2 separate regions of the Homo sapiens genome follow, and region 2 is linked to region 1. Evidence: chromatin loops called from intact Hi-C (ENCODE). Cell type or tissue: endothelial cell of umbilical vein. All regions are shown on one strand. Each heading gives the region's core, and the rest is flanking DNA. Links, peaks and the distances in the headings are about the cores only.

Region 1 (9,670 bases), core at 1,194-9,193:
GACCTGCTGACTTGTGACTTGCAGAAACATAGGCAGTAGTCCTAGCCTGGTAAAGACCCTCCACCACCCCTATAAGTTTGATTGCTATGCAGGTTTGGGAGAGGAGGCCTATTGGGCTCTTGGATGGAACCCTTTCCCGTATTAAACAAACCAGAGACAGAATCAGTGCTGACTCAGGATCTCCTGGTTTGGAATCGTAATGTGCCTCAATCCTCTTTCCAAGCAGGCCTCACCAGTCTCTTTCTCTTTCCTGCTTCACCCCTGCAATGAGCCAAGAACCAACACTACATCCACCTAGAACTGCAGAAGGGCTTGTGGTTTCAACCAAGACCCATCCTGAGCAAGGGACTTGGCTTGGTGCTTTTGATCCCAAAGTTCCCACACCGGCAGTGGCCTGCTGGGGCAATGGCATCTGTCACGGTGTTTTCTCCAGCAGGTGGAGATTATGGAACCTACATATGGGTCTGGAAAAACTGTACACTGTTGTCACCTTGACCATTAAAAACCAGAATGAGGACAATGGAGTTTTGTACTTTCTAATGGGTTGCTTTGACGGAAACTACAGCAGCCAGCAGAAGTACTTAAGTGCTTCACAAAGGTCCCACTTTACAGTGCAAAACCTTGAGCCCCAGTCACACTGCTAGTAAGTGGTAAGGTACTGCCTCTTCCCATCCAGAGCCCACGTTCAGCCACCATGGAGTGCAGTATACACTCCATCCCTAACTGCCAGGCCCATATACATACACTTGACCTCCCCCTACCTCCTTCTCACAGTGTCTGCTTAATTAATTAGTATATTGCAGAAGAGATTGTAAAAACACCCACTTAAAACCTGTATCATCTACGGTAGTTTGCACAGGGCCCCCAGCACCTCTGGGAAGTAAGCGAGGCAGGTGATCTAACTCTTACCTATATTGTTGATGCAGCCACCACAGTTGAGAGACAGTCCCTCTGACCTTGGACCAGGGATCACACTGGTCTGGTTCCAGGCTGGGGAAGGATGTTCCCAGCCCTAGTTTTCTGTTTTGGGCAGTCCAGATGGAAAGGCCCATCCACCCAGATAGGTTTTCACAGGTTTAGAAGAAAAAGGATACTCAGCCACTGGTTCCGGGGCTTCTGAATTCAGTTCTCAACTGGGGCATTTTGGATCTCCCCAAAAACTGGTTGGTAAGAGAACCTCCTGGCATTAAATGGGCCAGGACAAGGATGCATGTCAGTTCATTGGATATGCCTTGATAGATACCCAAAACTCATCAAAATGAAAAATAGGCAAAGTAATTGTCATGATGCCCTTTCTAAAAGTGCAGTTTTAACTAGTCTTTGCTGTGGGATGTGGGTTGTTTGATCTTGTTAACAATCATGCCCAGCAACCCTGTAGGTAGAGTCTTGCACAGATCCGGCTGCTTCCTCAGTAGAAGGCCAGGGAAGAAGCAGGCATGTGGTCAAGAGCTAGGCATGGCTTTAATGGCGTTCCAAAGTGTCTTCCAGAGGGGCAGCGGCCCTTTTCATACCCATCCATAGGACAAAGCATGCCCTTCCCTGCCAGGAGCTTAAAGATGACTTAGAGCTCATTCAGGGGAAGCAGCTGGTACAGAAATAAGGGTTCCCTGCTGCTCCCTGTCTCCTAACTCCCAGCATTTCAGAGAGAACTGCCAACTCCTGATTCCCAGGCCCAAATAAAAGGCCTTCCTTCTTTAAATGGGCGTTGGGCTCCTGTGTTGAGGGTGTGTGGCTGGGGATCCCAGTCCCCCTCTTCCAGGCCACACTCTTCCCAGGCCAGGACAGGGAAGCAGAGTAGAAAACACTTTTTGACTTGTAGCATCTGACCCAGGTCCCAGTCTGAGCTCCTGCACTGTGACTGTGCCTCTCTGTTTCGGTGGCCTCATCTCATGCCATGTCCAGTCCATCAGCAATCCTCTGGGTGCCCCTGGTCACCCCTCCCCTACGATCATCTGGGCCAGCCTCCGTAGTCACTCACCTATGACTGCAGAATCTCATCAGTCCCCCAGCTTCTGCCCTTGCCCCACCCAGGCAAAGGGCTTCTTTGGCACCATTAACCACAGCCTGCCACTCCCATCCTTTAACGTCCTTGGGAGCTTTCCATTACCCCTGGAAACTTCTAAGACCTGCAGAGCCCCATAGGCCCTGGCCCCTTCCCACCACCCTCCATCCCTTTGACCTGCTTCATTTTTCTTCTCTCTGCTCCATCTAATATGTACTCTATTTATTAACGTGCTTGTTTCCTTGGTCCCCCCACTAGCTTATAAACTCCATGAGGGCAGAAATGCCTGTTCCTCACTCTTGTATCCGGAGCAGGTGGCATGGTGTCTGACGCATAGTAGATCCTCAACAAGTGCGTGCTTGGATGAACCTGTGAAATGGAGACCAGACCTTATCTAAAAGGATGGAAGGCAAGAAGGCTTTTAAAGCACCCCCATGTGGTGCCTGCTTGGGAACTGCAGTCCCTCCTCCCAAAGCAGGTTCTCAGCCATGAGGGGGCGTCCTAAAGGGCACCTAGAGCCACAGGGTGTTCCTGCAACAGGTGCTAAGAAGATGTGTCTGGGGTAGGAAGCGGGTGTGACAGGAATGTCCCCAGTCCCTTCTTGCCCTGTCTCAGCTGGACCAAGAGGTTTATTAAGGGCCAGTTACCCTCCGTGTTGAGCAACTGAGAACCTCAATGCCAGGACTAGGACTTGCTACTACTAATCGTAATAGCAGCTGCCATCATTTGAGCACTCACTTTGTGCCAGGCCGTTTGTGCCTTAACAACCCAAGGGTACCATGGTTAGCCCACTATGGAAGAAGTTACTGAGGCTTAGAGCGGTGATGGGACTTGCCTGAAGCCACACACGGAGTAAGAGGCATTTGAATCCCCAACTACCTGAACGCAGAGCCACAGCCCTTGACCCCGAGGCTCTACTGCTGTGAAAAAGGCAGGCACAAAGGCAGTGGCAGGAGGGACGATTGGGTCGGGCAGGGAGGGACAGGGAAAACGGAAGCGGACACCCTTGAACTGGGTTGTGAAGGGTGATTAAAGGTTGGTTCTCTGACGAAAAGGCAAAAAAGTTGTCCTTCCTCAAGAGACAAACTCAGAGGGCATGTGGAGGCTTGGGGCAGGCTTTGAACTTAGGTTCCATCTTATACCAGGCATGACCTTAGACAAGTCACCTAAGCTTCTCTGAGCCTTGGCTTCCTCATTCAGAAAACAGGGATAATGGTAGTTCCTACCTCTTAGACTATGGGGATTAAAGATGTCTGTGAAGCCCTTGACGCATAGGAGGAACTTTATGAATGACAATAGGTGCTGCTGTGTAGCCCTTACCATGTGCCGGGCGCTGTCAAACACTTGAGCATGATCTCATTAATTCTCAACACTCCTGTGAAACAGGTGCTTTTATTATTCACATCTTTACAGAGAATGAAATTGAGTGCCTTGCACGTGGTAGACAACCTGGCCATTAAACGTCTATTGGTTAAATGATCGGAGAATCAGAGAGGAGAAAGCAGTCAAGGACACACTACTAATAAATGACAACTGAGTTTGAACCAAGGGCCATCTAACTCCATCCTCCTGGCCTGGCCTCTGTACCATGAGCTTATTTTAAGTCAGCTCTGGGTGAACCACCTGCAGCAGGAAAAGCTCAGGCTTAGGAGTCAGCCTGCTGGGTACTAGCTGTGTGGCCTCGGCAGGTTCCTTAGTTTGATCATCCATGTGACAATATACTAAGATGGAATTATTTCCATCCCAATTTGGCTGGGTTCCCAAGGCAATAGGGGGCCTAGCTACTCCACCTCCCAGGATGAATTGCTGTCCACACACAGGGCTTTCAAAGACATGGTCAAAAACTAGCTGTGTGTCTCCTTGCCTCTTTCCCACACCAAAGACGTTAAAGGTTCAAGTTGGAGCTCTGAGAAGAGTTTTCTTTAAAGGAAGTTACTGGAGGGCTTTGAGTGCACAGGGGAAGGGGGAGCTTTCCTTCTCCCTCAGCCTAGGGATTGGTGTCTCAAGGAGACCACTCAAGAGCTTGGAGATGACGAAGGTGCCAGGCACCCACCTCACACCTGAGCAATCTTGAAAGCAAGAGGCTGATGAAGCAAAGAGAACTTGGTGTGAAGGAGCTTGTGCTATAAGTCCCATCAGCCAAATGTGGACCCATGAGGCAGCCAGACTGGACTGTCCTGGGTCTTGCTCTGGAAGGACAGAGGGACCTTAGTGCAAGATAGACCTTGGGTTGCAGGACTGAGGGAGGAGTTACAAGCAGCCAGCTAGAGAATCTATTGGCTTCCTCAAGGGAAGTGAACCAAGATCTGAAGAACCAACAAGTGCACCCTAGAGGGAAGCCCAGAGCATCTGCACCGGCCACAGGAAACCAGCAGGCCCTTCCCCATGTCCCCTGCGACCCTGCCCCTGAGAGAGGGAAGAAGCTGTACTTCTAAATGAAGTTCAAAATCTTGACTATGACCTGGGAATGGCCTTTTTAAAAAAAATTACTTTTAAATAGGTAATATATTTACATGGTGCCAAAAAATGTCTTAGATACCTCCCTTCTTATCCATGCCATTTGCCCAATTTCCCCTCCCTCCCTCCCTCCCCACTATAAGTTTCTTAGTTGTCCTTGCAGAGTTCCTAAATACAAGCCGATACTCTCTGTCTATTCTGAGGCATCCATTGTTTCCCATATTTTAGCAACTCTGAAATCAGAATGCATCATACAAGAAGGCAGTCCTGGTGTCACCTAATACCTTAACATATTTATTTTGTCTATATGTTTCCTTTTTATTTGTGCCCAAAGTTGATATGATATAAATTCATGTCTAAATAAGTCTAAATGAGTTCTCAAATATAAAATTCTAAGCATTGTGCCAATTTAATCAGCAATGGTCTTTCTTAGTGGCATATAAATTAATGGTGGCTTTGTCACTCCTGGCATCTTAGATCCAATAGATCTGCAGCGATTCTTATTCACAAGTGTGTCAGCCTGCCCACCACTATCTACATCTTTTTCCATTTAACAGTAGATTTTGGAGGTCATTTGTTGTGAAGGACATGTGGGTGTCTCCTGGGTTTTGCTGTTACAAACAGTACTACAGTGGCAAAGCTTGTATATGCAAATGTGTAAAGAGTAAATTCCCAGATGTGTAAGTGCTATTTACTCTTGCACCCGCAGTGGACTTGAGAGCCTGTTTTCCCACAGATTCGCCAGCAGGGTGCGCTGTGAGCATTTGCCTGTCAGGTAAGTGAGCAGTGGATTCACAGTGTGGTTTTGTTTGCATTAATACCAGTTGTTGTTGTTGTTGTTTTGTTGTTGTTGTTGTTGTTGTTTGAGACAGAGTCTCACTCTGTTGCACAGGCTGGAGGGCAGTGGTGCGATCTTGGCTCACTGCAACCTCTGCCTCCTGGACTCAAGAGATTCTTCTGCCTCAGCCTCCCAAGTAGCTAAGATTACAAGCACGCACCACCACGCCCAGCTAATTTTTGTATTTTTAATAGAGAGGGGGTTTCACCATGTTGGCCAGCCTGGTCTCAAAGTCCTGACCTCAGGTAGTCCACCCGCCTCAGCCCCCCAAAGTGCTGAAATTACAGGCATGAGCAACCGCGCCCAGCCCATGAATACTATTTATTGAGTATTTTTCTGTACCACATTATTAACTACATATTTCTCATGAATCATCCCATTTAATCCTCAGGCAAGCCCTATAAGACAGGTACCATTTTTAATTCTATTTTAGATATGAGGGTGAGAGAGGTTAAGCAACATGCCTATTCCACCTAGCCAGCATGTGCAAGTCCACAATTTTATGATAAATTTACCTTAGTTTTTTCTTTTTTTTTTTTTTTTTTTTTTGAGACGGAGTCTTATTCTGTCACCCAGGCTGGAGTGCAGTGTCATGATCTCAGCTCACTGCAACCTCCATCTCCCAGGTTCAGGCAGTTCTCCAGCCTCAGCCTCCTGAGTAGTTGGGATTACAGGCATGTGCCACCACACCCAGCTGATTTTTGTATTTTTTAGTAGAGATGGGGTTTTGCCATGTTGCCCAAGCTAGTCTCAAACTCCCGACCTCAGGTGATCCGCCCACCTCGGCCTCCCAGAGTGCCGGGATTACAGGTGTGAGCCACCGTGCCTGGCGATAAATTTGACCTTAGTATGTTTATTTCGGAGCTTGTACTCTTAATCACTCTGCATATTGCCTCCCTTAACATTTACTTGTGCATAAAGTGTTGAATAATATCCAACTTAGGCTTGAATGTTGAATGTTTCCAGCTTAGGGTTTCCTGGAATGATGAATACTAGCATCTTATTCATAATGATCTGATCATAACATCTATGCAAATTTTAGTTATTCCTACTTCAGGATGGTATTCAAAGTCTTCATCGTATGTGGCCAATCTTTGATGAGTTGGTAAAATCTATATAATATAACCTGTTCATTTTTCAGGTATGTGAGCACATAATTATGTTTCTTTAGGATACTGCTTGCTATGGTTGCGGATTTTCTAACTTGCTTTCTCTGTTTTTTTTAGAACATTTTTGTGGGTATGAGAAATTGATGAATATTGTTATTCATGTTCTCAAAGAAAAAATATGCTGATTGGATCACCTCTTCTTTCCTTCCTTCCTTCCAATTGCACCAACTTCCCTGATGGGCATGGCTCCCTTCACTGTCGGGTTGGATTCTCATTACTGTCTTTTGGAGATGCCTGGGATGCACTGCATTGTACAGACAACTGCCTTCATCTTTGGAATGAGTTTTAAGTTGTCTTGTAATAGCTCTTTTGGCTTCACTGATAGAAGGACCCAGATAAGAATACAGTTTTTTCGCATTGTATTTATTAGTGTTCTAAAATATCTTTTTCTTGAAGAGTCTTATGATCAAGCACCCTGTATTTTAGGAAATTCAGCTGTTGTAAATCTACTTTTTTTAAAGTTCTTATTACAGCATGTAACAAATTACAAAAACATGTAATTTGTAAAAAAAAAAAAAAAATCCTAGGAGACTTAAACAAAAACAATCACCAGCTACCTGAAAACTCAGAAAAATTTGGCCTTGTGCCCCCCAGTTGAGTCAGTTAATGAAGAGATTTTGAATAATGACCATGAGGGCAAACTGCCCAAATCAGGTTCTCAGCTCTGCCATTTATTAGCTCTGAGACCCTGGGCAACCCAACAGCCCCTCTGGGCCTCCTTTTCTTCATCTGCAAAATGGGTATGTCAGTATAACTGATACAGAATAGGTGAGCCCCAAAATTGGTGCTTATCCCAGAAGGGTCCTTAGCTTTTAAGGACAAGCCAGTGGAATTGGCAATCTTTTGTTGAACAGTACTGCTCTTTGTAGAGCAAGGATAACTCCTAGGCAGTGCACTTCAGTCAGCAACATATGGGCTCCTGGCAACTGTATACTCACATAAACCCATTTTTAATTACATGCAAATTAAGGGGCAAGCCAATGCAAACTGAGGGACAGGTTATTTAGAACTTCCTAGGAAAGGGGTGGTAACTTCCAGGTAATTACCATGACATTTGTAAACTGTCATGGTGCTTGTGGGAGTGTCATATGCTAATGAGCAATGAGGGCAGCTAGGGATCACTTTCCTCACCATCTGCTGGTTCCTGCGGTTTCTTCACTTTGTGTAGACCACATCCTGTTTTGGTCAGCAGGGTTGTGACCAGAAAATAAGTTCTGCCAGACTGCTGCCTCATAAGAGTTGTTATACATTTGGCCATATGAGTGAGTATTAACTGTTAACCATTTTCTAATTCATTTAATTTTTAAAATTATCATACAGTAAAATTAACTATGTTGTATATAATTATACAGATTTCAGCACACGTATAGATTCATGTAACCACCACTACAATCAGGACACAAAACAATTCCATCATCCCAGAACCTCCCTCATGCAATGCCTTGATAGTCACACTACCCCTCAAACCCAATCCCTGACAGCCACTGATCTCTTCTTCATCATTGTGGTTTTGTCTTTTCCAGAACATCATGTAAATGGAAGCATACAGCATTTAACCTTTGGAGACTGGCCTCTTAGCATAATTCCTCTGAGATTCATCTGGAGGAACAATTTTCATATGTTGTGCTTATGGAAAGTTCATTGTTTTTTCATTGCCAAGTAATAGTCCATGATATGAATGTGCAACAATCTGTCTATCTGTTCAACCATTAGAGGATATTTGGGTTGTTGCCAGTTTGGGGCAATTAGAAATAGAGCTGCTATAAACATTCATGTACAGGTTTTTCTGTGAACAAAATTTTCCTTTCTCTAGGGCAGCAGTCCCCAATCTTTTTGGCATCAGGGACAGGTTTCGTGGAAGACAATTTTTCCACAGACTTAGGGAGTAGGGCGGATGGTTTCGGGATGATTCAAGCACATTTACATTTATTGTGCATTTTATTTCTATTGTTATTACATTGTAATATATAATGAAATAATTATACAATTCACCGTAATGTAGAATCAGTGGGAGCCCTGAGCTTGTTTTCCTGCAACTGGATGGTCCCATCTTGGGGTGTTGGGAGACAGCGACAGATCATCAGGCATTAGATTCTCATGAGAAGCACACAGTCTAGATCCCCTACATGCACAGTTCACAATAGGGTTTGCACTTCTATGAGAATCTAATGCTGCTGCTGATCTGATCTGACAGGAGGTGGAGTTCAGGTGGCAAGCAGTGGGGCAAGGCTATAAATATAGATAAAGCTTTGCTCACTCACCAGCCTCTCACCTCCTCTGTGCGGCTGGTTCCTAACAGGCCATGGACTGATACTGGTTCATGACCTAGGTTTTGGGGACCTCTGCTCTAGGGTGAATACTCTAGAGATGTCTAGGGTCTGGGGTGGCTGGGTTATATGGTAAGTGTATGTTTAACTTTATTTAAAACTGTCAAATCATTTCCCAGAGTGGCTGTTGCACTGCACATTCCTGTCAGCAATATATGAGATTTTTGGGTGCTACTTAGCTTCACCAACACTTGGTATTGTCAGCATTTTTATTTTAGTCATTTTAATAGGTGTGTAGTTATCTCTTGTCATGGTTTTGACATTAGCATGTCTTGTGATGCTAATGATGCTGAACATCTTTTCATATGCCATTTGCCACCCATAAATCCTTTTTGATAAAGCATTTTTAAGAGTCCTTGCCGGCCAGGCATGGTGGCTCATGCCTGTAATCCCAGCACTTTGGGAAGCTGAGGTGGGCAGATCACAAGGTCAGGAGATCGAGACCATCCTGGCTAACATGGTGAAAACCCGTCTCTACTAAAAATACAAAAAATTAGCCGGGCGTGGTGGCGGGTGCCTGTAGTCCCAGCTACTTGGAGGGCTGAGGCAGGAGAATGGCGTGAACCCAGGAGGCGGAGCTTGCAGTGAGGCGAGATGGTGCCACTGCACTCCAGCCTAGGTGAGAGTGCAAGACTCCGTCTCCAAAAAAAAAAAAAAAAAGAGTCCTTGCCTTTTTGTTTATTGGATTATTTGTTTTCTTACTGTTGGATTTTGAGAATTCTTTACAAATTGTGATTACAAAAATATAAATGCAGAATATCTATGAGTCCACCGTTACCTTGATATCAAAGGTATGATTCTATGAGTCCACCGTTACCTTGATATCAAAGGCAGACAAAACGACTGTCCGGTATATCTTATGAATATAGACTCAAAA
Region 2 (9,670 bases), core at 914-8,913, 65 kb after region 1:
TTCTTAAAATAACAGACCAGAGAGAAGCTCTTTCTGGTTTTCAGTCTCCTTTGTGGCTCACAGGCCCTGCCACTCCGTGGTTCTGACCTTGGGTGGGTTACTGAGCCTTGGAGTCGGTTTCCTTATTTCTGTTACAAGCAGTCTCACGAGGGTGGATGGAAAGGCTCCCTGCCTGGCCAGGGAATGGAGAATCATAGCTGTTCATTGCCTGCTCTCACCCTTACCTCTGAGGTTGGTTGGGTTGGGTTCCATGTAAGAAGTGCAGCTTGAAGTGGGCTAAAGGCAGTGTGTTTATTGGGTATTGTGGAGCCTGGAGACCTGTTTTTCTCCCAGGTACTCATTTATAGAGAACTGTTCAAGTCCTGCCATTAGTCATTTCTTTCATCAGGTGGTGACTGCATTCTGGTAAACGAATGAGCTAAATGCATACCCCAGCTCACCAGTTCTGGGGCACCAGTTCCTTGGAGCAGGTACCGGTCCCCACCCTCCTGTCTACCTCTTAGTCCTCAGCTCCCAGCTCCAGGCTTCAGGCAGCATTGGTACCCATTCTGCCCCAGGACATCCGTCTCTACTCCTGCTCTATTAAGATACCACCACCCAACCCCCACCCGTTTCTTACTTTGTTAAAGTCCACATAGTCCAGTAGCTGTGATAACACTGCCAATTCATCTCTGCCTCCCCATCCTACTTACAAATGTTGACACTGTTTTTTAGGTTGGGATTTTTGTCAGGATTTTCTTTTTTTCCTAAACTCTTACACAACAGAACTGTAATGTTTTTATGGATCTTCTGAGTAATGAATGCTTAGAACCATGGTGAGTGCCCACCCTCAGTCTTCCAGTAAAATCAGTTTTGTGTCCATTATATGTTAACCACTGGCTGACCCTCCAATCTGGGATCCTAATTAGAGAATTCTCAGGAACTCAGTGTCAGCTATCACAATAGGCTGGCAGTGGCTTCCTGAGAAAGCAATGCCGATGGTGTTTTTGAAAAGGAAGTTGCAGATATCTATTGCAGATGTCTGTTCCTCTTTTCTCATAGCGTCTCTGGAGTTCCCCTTTTATTGGAAGGCGCCGTCGTGGCTTGTCCAGCTTCTGGGAAACTGGAATAATAGAAAGAGCATGGTATTTGGGTTTATAATTTATAACGTAGTTTTACTATTTTACTAAATTATAAATTTACTATTTTTATAATAGTAAATTTTACTATTTACTATTTTCACTTCTCCCTGTCTGCCTCAGTTTCTTCATCTGTGAAATGGGGATAGTGCTGTGGAGAAAGAATTGCATTCGTTCATGTGTGGAAAGCACCTAGCCCATTTAGAGTAACTCAGAGTGGAACCACTGGCCACAGAGTTGCTAGCAGTTGGCTGGGTTTACTGAGTTAATTCTTGAAGGGCCACCACTGCAACCTCCTTAGTATTCCTGTTCTCTTCAGTCATCTCTGTTACAAAGTATTAGCTGTGCAAAAATGAGCATGGGTTGTTTTGTGGGGCAGCATTGGATAAAATAAGTGGGATGAATGCTGCACAAATTCTTTCTTTCATTTCTCTATTTCAGCCTAGGTTGGTTTTTACTTTCCCAGGAAAATTATGACAACTCAGGAACCAGCCTACAAGGGGCCAGCTTTACGCCCCAGGTTCCCTGTTGGTGTGAGACACTTGGCACTAGAATGAGGGTGAAAGCTTGCCTTATAGCTTCCTCTTACCACATCCCATAGTGCTGACCCACAGCCTGGAGAGCAGCAATGTGTGTAGGTCACAATTAGTGAACCACAGAGGAGCCCATGGGGGTGGCAGATGGTGGAGGGGGATTTGCCTGCACTGAACAATGGAGGAGCAATATATACACACATTATATGTGAAAGATGATGGGGGATTTTGGGAAGGAATATTGCTTCTTGCACTGTGTGTGACTTCTAGACATAGTGTGCACCTCGAGGGACCACAGTTATTTTTAGCTGGGGAGAAAATCCACGGGGTGCTGGGAGAGTCAGGGCAGGAGGAAGTTTATACTCCCCATCTCCAGAAGAAGGTGGACTGCCGCTCATCTCTGGTACGCGGGGTCCTTTTGTAGTCGAGTTATTGCTTGGAGTCAGGGAAGAGCATTCACAGGTCTGGAGTAGGACTGTCGCAACTCCTTAGATGTCCAGTGAGGTCACAGGAAACCCTCCCTAGATACTGCAGTTCCTGCCAGACTCTTCAGCACTGGCATCTCTGATGAGTGCTCTGCTGCTGGTTTCTGACTTGTCTTGTGTCATTACTCTGCTGCTCATGTTACAGTCGTCTTTTTCACAGGGATGCTTGAAGATGGAAAGAAATTTGATTCCTCCCGGGACAGAAACAAGCCCTTTAAGTTTATGCTAGGCAAGCAGGAGGTGATCCGAGGCTGGGAAGAAGGGGTTGCCCAGGTATGCTCTCTCATTTGTTTTGTTTTGCTTTCTAGTATTTACCTTTTATATTTTTTTATAGGTGGCATATTTATACGGTTCAAAAATAAAAAAAGTGAAAAGTCTCACCCTCATGCCATCCCATCTGACCAATACCCCCACAAGAAGCTCCTGTTGTTAATGTTTCTTGTACTGTGGTTTAAGCACATATAAAAACATAACTTTTTTCTTGCTTTCACACACATACTGTTTTGCAGTTTACTTTTTCACTTAATGCATTTTTGACACTTGCAATACCACTACATAAAAGAGGAGTAGGCTGGGCGCGGTGGCTCATGCCTGTAATTCCAGCACTTTGGGAGGCCAAGATGGGTGGATCACCTGAGGTCAGGAGTTCCTGTAATCCCAGCACTTTGGGAGGCCAAGATGGATGGATCACCTGAGGTCCGGAGTTCGAGACCAGCCTGGCCAACATGGCGAAACCCCATCTCCATTAAAAATACAAAAATTAGCCGGGCGTGGTGGCAGGTGCCTGTAATCCCAGCTACTTGGGAGGCCGAGGCAGGAGAATCACTTGAACCCAGCAGGCGGAGGTTGTAGTGAGCCAAGATTGTGCCATTGCGCTCCAGCCTGGATGACGAGAGCGAAACTCCATTTCAAAAAAGAAAGAAAAAATGAGGAGTAAGCTCTGTTACAGCTGCCTAGTATTCGTTTATGTAAGTGTGCTATAATTTACTTGGCTAGTGCCCTATTAATGAGTATTTGAGTCATTTCCAGTATTTTGCTATTATAAACAATGCTGCAGTAACTCACCTTGTACAGACTTCATTTTCCACGTGTGCACATGTTGCCATAGGACTTACTCTCAGAAGTGGGATGAGGGGCTCAAAAGCTGTGTGTAGTGTTTTTGAGAGGTCTTGTCAAGTTACCATCTCTAGGGGTTGCACTCTGGACTGCCACCACCAGGCTATAAAGGTGCAATCTCCTCCCAGCCCCAGCATCACAGTATATTGTTAAATCTTTGGCCTCTGGACAATAAGAGTAAAACATGATATCAGTGGTTTTAATTTGTATTTATCTATTACCCATATTGTGTGAGACCACTTCTGAGACGTCATACTTATGGAGAAAGTCATTTCGTTTGTCTTGAGTGTGTTTCCTAATCTCTTTCCTCCCCATTTGTGGAAACAGCTTTTGTTCTGCCAACACTACAAAATTCCCAGGAGACAATAGGGACCCAGGGTTGCCAAATTTTAGTTGGATTCTGTCTTTCCATCAAACCTAGGAATTTTTTCTTGGCTCTAACCAGGTAAAGGGATGTTTTTCAGTGACCTGAGACCCAAGGAACTTTATAATTAGGCTCTGCATGATGGGTAATTAGTCTGCTTCCCTCTCACCCAGGAGAATTAGAAATTTAACCAAGATGAAAAGACAGATTTCTGTCTCTCTCTTTTCCAGAATACACATTGCTCTACTTCCTCTATAAAATATCACTGATTTATCTCCAAATAAACTGCTCAACTTTCAGGAACTTGAAGCCATCCCACTCCCAGGTGTCTGGGTTTCTGTTCCTGCAGGGCAGAGGGTTGGCAGTGTGAGGAAGAGGCTTTGTAGTTTACTTCCCTTGGGAAACCTTGCCAACCATAGCTTTTTGCCTCTGTCTCCCTAGTCTGTCTGGCTCTTGGATCTGTAGCCCATCCCCCATCTTTCATGCCAGCCATTGTTCATACCACAACCCATCTTCTGTGACTGCTCCAGCATTGGAACAATCACTGCGTTGTATGTACTGAGTGCTGTATCTGCCATCGAGATAGTGTTATCGGCCTACTTCACTTCCCAGGCTTGGAGAGGCATGGTCGAGTATTGGACAGATGCCTGACTCCCCCTTTAACTGGTATTTTGGGGTCAGTCACAGCCCTGTCATTTGTGAGAAGTCTGGGTAGTTTGAGATCTACATAAAATATCTTTTAAATTCTTCATAGCATATTTTTTCACCAAGTGAGTTAAAAACACAGGAAGAAGGGGAGATTGACTTGTGACCCTTTTCCTTTCCTTTTGATATTGTTTTGGTTTTACATGTTTGCAGGCGTGGAGTCCTGCCTGCCACAAGGACCATTTTGGCAGCTTTCTTTCATCCATCTTGGACATCTTTTCATGTTAATACATTTAAAGCCACCACTATATGATTTCTCATGACTAATCCCTGGTGTGGATATGCCTATGAAACCACTCCTTCTGTGATGGACTTTTGAGTTGTTAGCAGAATATTCTGGAAATAGAATTGCTGAGTCAAGGAATATGATTGTTTTGAATTGTACAAGGTAAAGCCATACCTCACTATCCTTACCACCTTGGTCCAACATGTCCCAGCTTCTGAGGGGAGCAAGGACTAGACGCTTCACAGCCTGGAGCTTCCTCTTTATTCATCCTCTGTCTGGTGGAGTTGGAAAGTCGGGAACATACACATGGAGACCAAAAGCAGAGATAAGTCAAAGGATGGAAATACTGCAGAGAACCTGCTCACTGTTCAGAAAGTAGATATTTTATACTTATTTGTGTATTTAATTTGAAACTGAAAATATACACAAATATATTTTTTAAAGTAGAAATCTCTCCTTACTGGTCACTCACTATCCATACTGTTCTCCTCACAGCAAATGTCTGGTATGTCCTTCCAAAGATGTTTTCTGTTGTAGGCATATCAATATTTTCACAAATGGTATTCAGTAAATGCTATTTTGTAGCCCAGAAAATCATATTGTCTTTTTTGAAGTTTTCCTATATGGGTAAAAGAGTATAAATAGAAAAAATACAGAAAAAATAGACTACCCTCAAGTATTACTTCCTGTGTATATATTTTTTTAAAGCAAAGTTGAGTATTCCTTTTTCAAGAAGAGCATAGATGGCACTTAACATGTCCTTTAAGTGACAGATCACTGAAGGGGACTAGGTGGTGAGACATCTGGAATGTTACCTGCCTAGCATTAGTCATTAAGACTTGCGTAGAAAGGTTGAGGGCCTGACCGTTCTGAGAGTCAGGAGGGGTTTTGAACTGCCATTGGGCTTCTTGGAGTGAGATGCAGGGGTGATGGAATATGACTGCCAACCTCCAAGTCCTGCACAAGGAGGTGGTGATGCCTGGGCAGCTGCAAAGTCACTGGAAAGTCAATACCATCCTGGCCAAGGAACACCTAGGTAAACAGCTCTTTTTCTTACAGAGACAGTTGGGGCATGTGTCCAGCTGAGTCTGTCTTCCTTGTTCTTTTCACAGATGAGTGTGGGTCAGAGAGCCAAACTGACTATATCTCCAGATTATGCCTATGGTGCCACTGGGCACCCAGGCATCATCCCACCACATGCCACTCTCGTCTTCGATGTGGAGCTTCTAAAACTGGAATGACAGGAATGGCCTCCTCCCTTAGCTCCCTGTTCTTGGGTAAGGAAATGGAATACTGAAGGGCCCTTCACTGCCTTTGCTCCTCCCATGTTATGCCCAGCGTTTGATGGGTAGCAGAGAGAACAAAAAACACCACAAGGCTATTTTTCCCCCTGCATTCTTTCTGTATTGAGTATCCTTTCAGTGTTATTAGTGTATGCTTTGAATGTAAAAATTGGTCACCCTAAGGAAAGGAATTGGCATGTGTATGTTCCCAGTTCAACTCATGGAGATGGCAGCTGTTTAAATGTTTTTCTATGTAGTTTATAAATTAAAACTGAATTGAGGACTATGGAAATGTAGGCCAAATTTGTAGTGCCAACATTTTAGTTCTTTGGAAATAAGACTCTTAATGAATGACTTTGTTCTACCCTGTGTTTCTAGAAGCTAGAGGGGGAAAAAAAAAGCCCTTTGGATATGAATATCATGTCCTAGCTTCTGCGGCTCTCTCTTCACTGTGGTTTGTGGTTACTGCCTATTAGATGGTATGAGGGAGGCATTCCTGCATCGGTCCACCTGCTCAGGGTCCACACCCAGGACACTTGAGGCCCCCAGGCCAGCTTATCAGTGAGTGAAGTGGAAAAATGAAGCCAGAGGATGCTTGTGAAGTTGAAAGGATGCTCTTAGATCAGACAGTTCTAGGAAGGGATCTTAGGGGCCTCTGCATCAGCTTTATTGTGCAACAGTAAGGAAACAGGGCCAGAGAGAAAGGCCTTACTCAAGGTCACATCCAGGCAGTGGCAAAGTAGGACCAGAGCCCCTGTTTGTTGATTTTCCCCTCTTCCACCCTCATTTCTTAGGAACTAAACTCAGTATCCTAGTAGCACGTAACTTTTCATGTAAGTGTTAGAATCATTAAGTACATGAATGCTACTGGCTTCCTTCCAACTGGCCCCAGACCTTTTTATTTGCTCCCCTCCTGCCATAGGAACCAGAGGGTCACAGCCAAGGCCTGGGTGAGGACACTTTTGTTTGAAAGCCACAACAAATGGCTGCCATCCTATTTGTGATGGCAGTCAGAGCTACTTGTAACCTGGTCCTGTTGTGCACATCTGTAAGTGGAGGGGCTTTTTAAACTCTCTGTTTGAACCACACACACCTTGGTAATACAGGCCTGGTTAAGTTTGATAACTGGTTTCTTCACCTGTCATTGCTACTGGGAGGGAATCCCTGGCACTTTACAGGGCCTTTGTCTGCCCAGAGGTCTGCACCTAGGCCAAAATCCCTTTCCTGTTCTTTGAGAGCTGAGTCATTTTTTGAACATAACTGTACTCGAGGGAGCCTTGGAATTATTTTCCTGGTTGGGAACAGGCTTTCTGTAAACTTGATGAGGTAGAGGGAGGGGAGAGAGGGATAAAGGCTACAAGTCACCCCGAGTAACCCTCCCAACCCACTGCCAAAGAATGTCTCAGCTTCTTGCAAGAGTCTGGAAGGAAAATCCAAGGGCAAACCCAGAAAGTTTTAAGTTGAGTGAATGAATGAATACTGGAGATATTTTCCCAGTATACTCAACATTATGAATGACCAGTTTATTCTCAGTCTGGACTGCACATGAGAGTCACCTGGGAAATTTTTAAGACTTTCCTGATGCCCAGGTCAAACCCTAAACCAGTTAATCATAATCATGGGAGTGGAACCCAGGCATTAAGAGTTTTTTAAAGCCCCCAGGTGATGCCTATATGTAGCACAGTTTGAGACCCAATGATAGTGGGGAACTGTATTGTCAGCAGCATGGGTGGCTAGCCCTCCTGCTGTCCTCAGCAAGGCAAACTTAACCTTAGATTAAACAAAACACACAGATCAATTTAAGGAGAAAGTTTGTTTCACCTGGGACCCAGCCCAAGTCTTTCTGGCTGTCTCCAGCTGGAACAGAAGTGGCTTGGTCTCAGACTGCTCAGCTGTTGGGGAAGGGATTTGGCGTGGCAGATGGCATCGTGGCTGTCGCCACTGCACACAAAGAACACTGAGTTGCTGGAAACTCACAGATTTTCTGTCCCCAACAGATCTGCCATGGAGGGATCTGGTGCCTCCAGACATGTGCACATGAATCCATATGGAGCTTTTCCTGATGTTCCACTCCACTTTGTATAGACATCTGCCCTGACTGAATGTGTTCTGTCACTCAGCTTTGCTTCCGACACCTCTGTTTCCTCTTCCCCTTTCTCCTCGTATGTGTGTTTACCTAAACTATATGCCATAAACCTCAAGTTATTCATTTTATTTTGTTTTCATTTTGGGGTGAAGATTCAGTTTCAGTCTTTTGGATATAGGTTTCCAATTAAGTACATGGTCAAGTATTAACAGCACAAGTGGTAGGTTAACATTAGAATAGGAATTGGTGTTGGGGGGGGGGTTTGCAAGAATATTTTATTTTAATTTTTTGGATGAAATTTTTATCTATTATATATTAAACATTCTTGCTGCTGCGCTGCAAAGCCATAGCAGATTTGAGGCGCTGTTGAGGACTGAATTACTCTCCAAGTTGAGAGATGTCTTTGGGTTAAATTAAAAGCCCTACCTAAAACTGAGGTGGGGATGGGGAGAGCCTTTGCCTCCACCATTCCCACCCACCCTCCCCTTAAACCCTCTGCCTTTGAAAGTAGATCATGTTCACTGCAATGCTGGACACTACAGGTATCTGTCCCTGGGCCAGCAGGGACCTCTGAAGCCTTCTTTGTGGCCTTTTTTTTTTTTCATCCTGTGGTTTTTCTAATGGACTTTCAGGAATTTTGTAATCTCATAACTTTCCAAGCTCCACCACTTCCTAAATCTTAAGAACTTTAATTGACAGTTTCAATTGAAGGTGCTGTTTGTAGACTTAACACCCAGTGAAAGCCCAGCCATCATGACAAATCCTTGAATGTTCTCTTAAGAAAATGATGCTGGTCATCGCAGCTTCAGCATCTCCTGTTTTTTGATGCTTGGCTCCCTCTGCTGATCTCAGTTTCCTGGCTTTTCCTCCCTCAGCCCCTTCTCACCCCTTTGCTGTCCTGTGTAGTGATTTGGTGAGAAATCGTTGCTGCACCCTTCCCCCAGCACCATTTATGAGTCTCAAGTTTTATTATTGCAATAAAAGTGCTTTATGCCGGCTTTTCTCAGCTCTGTGTCATGGTGGTTATTTTCAGGTGCCTCCCCTGCCATTTGGTGCAGGGGGATGGGGTTGGGCAGGGTGAAGGAGGGTGGCAGTGGGGATGCAGTTTCAAGATTGTGTCTTGGCAGAAGAATGCAGCAGTGAACATCCTTCCTCACTGGCTATTAACGGGTTGGGGGTCAGAGGAGGGGGAATGTGGGGTAGGTTTGCATCAAAGGAGCTGCCTGAAAGGGCAAGCTGGGATAGTCAGGGAACATCCCCTCCCCTGTTACCAAATGTTTATTAAATATGTGTTCTGGGTAGAGCACTATGCTCGGGGTTCTTGGGTTACAGAAAAGTGGGAGATACAACACATTTTTGAGAAGTGAGTCACAGTCCACTTGGAGATGTGCTACAAGCAACTGCAAGCAAATTAATGAGATACGAAGAGAAGACTCTGATTTTAAATTGGTATTCCTCAGTAACATTTAATGTAGAAAGACAGTCCTGTGGAGAGGCTGCGTGGTTGCAGTAGCTTCTCTGGACCCTGCCCTGGGTGCCAGGAACACTTTGCCCTTACTGAGAGTTCTAGAGACCGTCAAGAATGCTCCCACACCTTTCTAGACACCTTCCAAAATTGCCCAGGTTGAGAACCATTGATTTTAAAAAGGAAATTATTCAACAGCTTGCTTAATGGCTTTCTAAGTTCTTTTTGTTAATTTATGGTTTTTAGAGTGCCAGAGTCATATTCCAGGGTCACATCTTACCATCCCCAA

Evidence for each region. Peaks named below come from ENCODE experiments on the same cell type or tissue, not always from the same donor. Only the 100,000 strongest peaks of a DNase experiment are listed, where the experiment ranks them.
Region 2: it touches region 1 in a loop (5-fold over the local background); 11 of 110 quality-filtered maps call a loop at or near these places.

Annotation. Positions count from the first base shown.
Region 1 is chr20:1,433,016-1,442,685 of GRCh38, reverse strand. It overlaps NSFL1C (NSFL1 cofactor), which reads left to right. Exons shown (of 9, transcript NM_016143.5): 9 at 1-520. Among named protein-coding and RNA genes, the nearest start is that of NSFL1C, 29 kb to the left of the region's middle. In endothelial cell of umbilical vein, for the core only: CTCF peaks have their summits at 2,473 and 5,200 (motif pointing right); DNase peaks (open chromatin) are centred at 5,225 and 7,595; H3K27ac peaks cover 1,047 bases.
Region 2 is chr20:1,368,230-1,377,899 of GRCh38, reverse strand. FKBP1A (FKBP prolyl isomerase 1A) reads left to right here. Exons shown (of 5, transcript NM_000801.5): 3 at 2,297-2,409; 4 at 5,660-5,824; 5 at 7,828-8,922. The coding sequence ends at 5,788. All of the region lies in intron 2 of FKBP1A-SDCBP2 (FKBP1A-SDCBP2 readthrough (NMD candidate)), which reads left to right. It overlaps SDCBP2-AS1 (SDCBP2 antisense RNA 1), which reads right to left. Exons shown (of 3, transcript NR_040049.1): 2 at 4,722-4,822; 3 at 1-1,102. Among named protein-coding and RNA genes, the nearest start is that of MIR6869, 20 kb to the left of the region's middle. RefSeq lists an enhancer at 1-511. In endothelial cell of umbilical vein, for the core only: no CTCF peak of the experiment used is centred there; DNase peaks (open chromatin) are centred at 2,169, 3,309, 3,329 and 4,259; H3K27ac peaks cover 4,740 bases.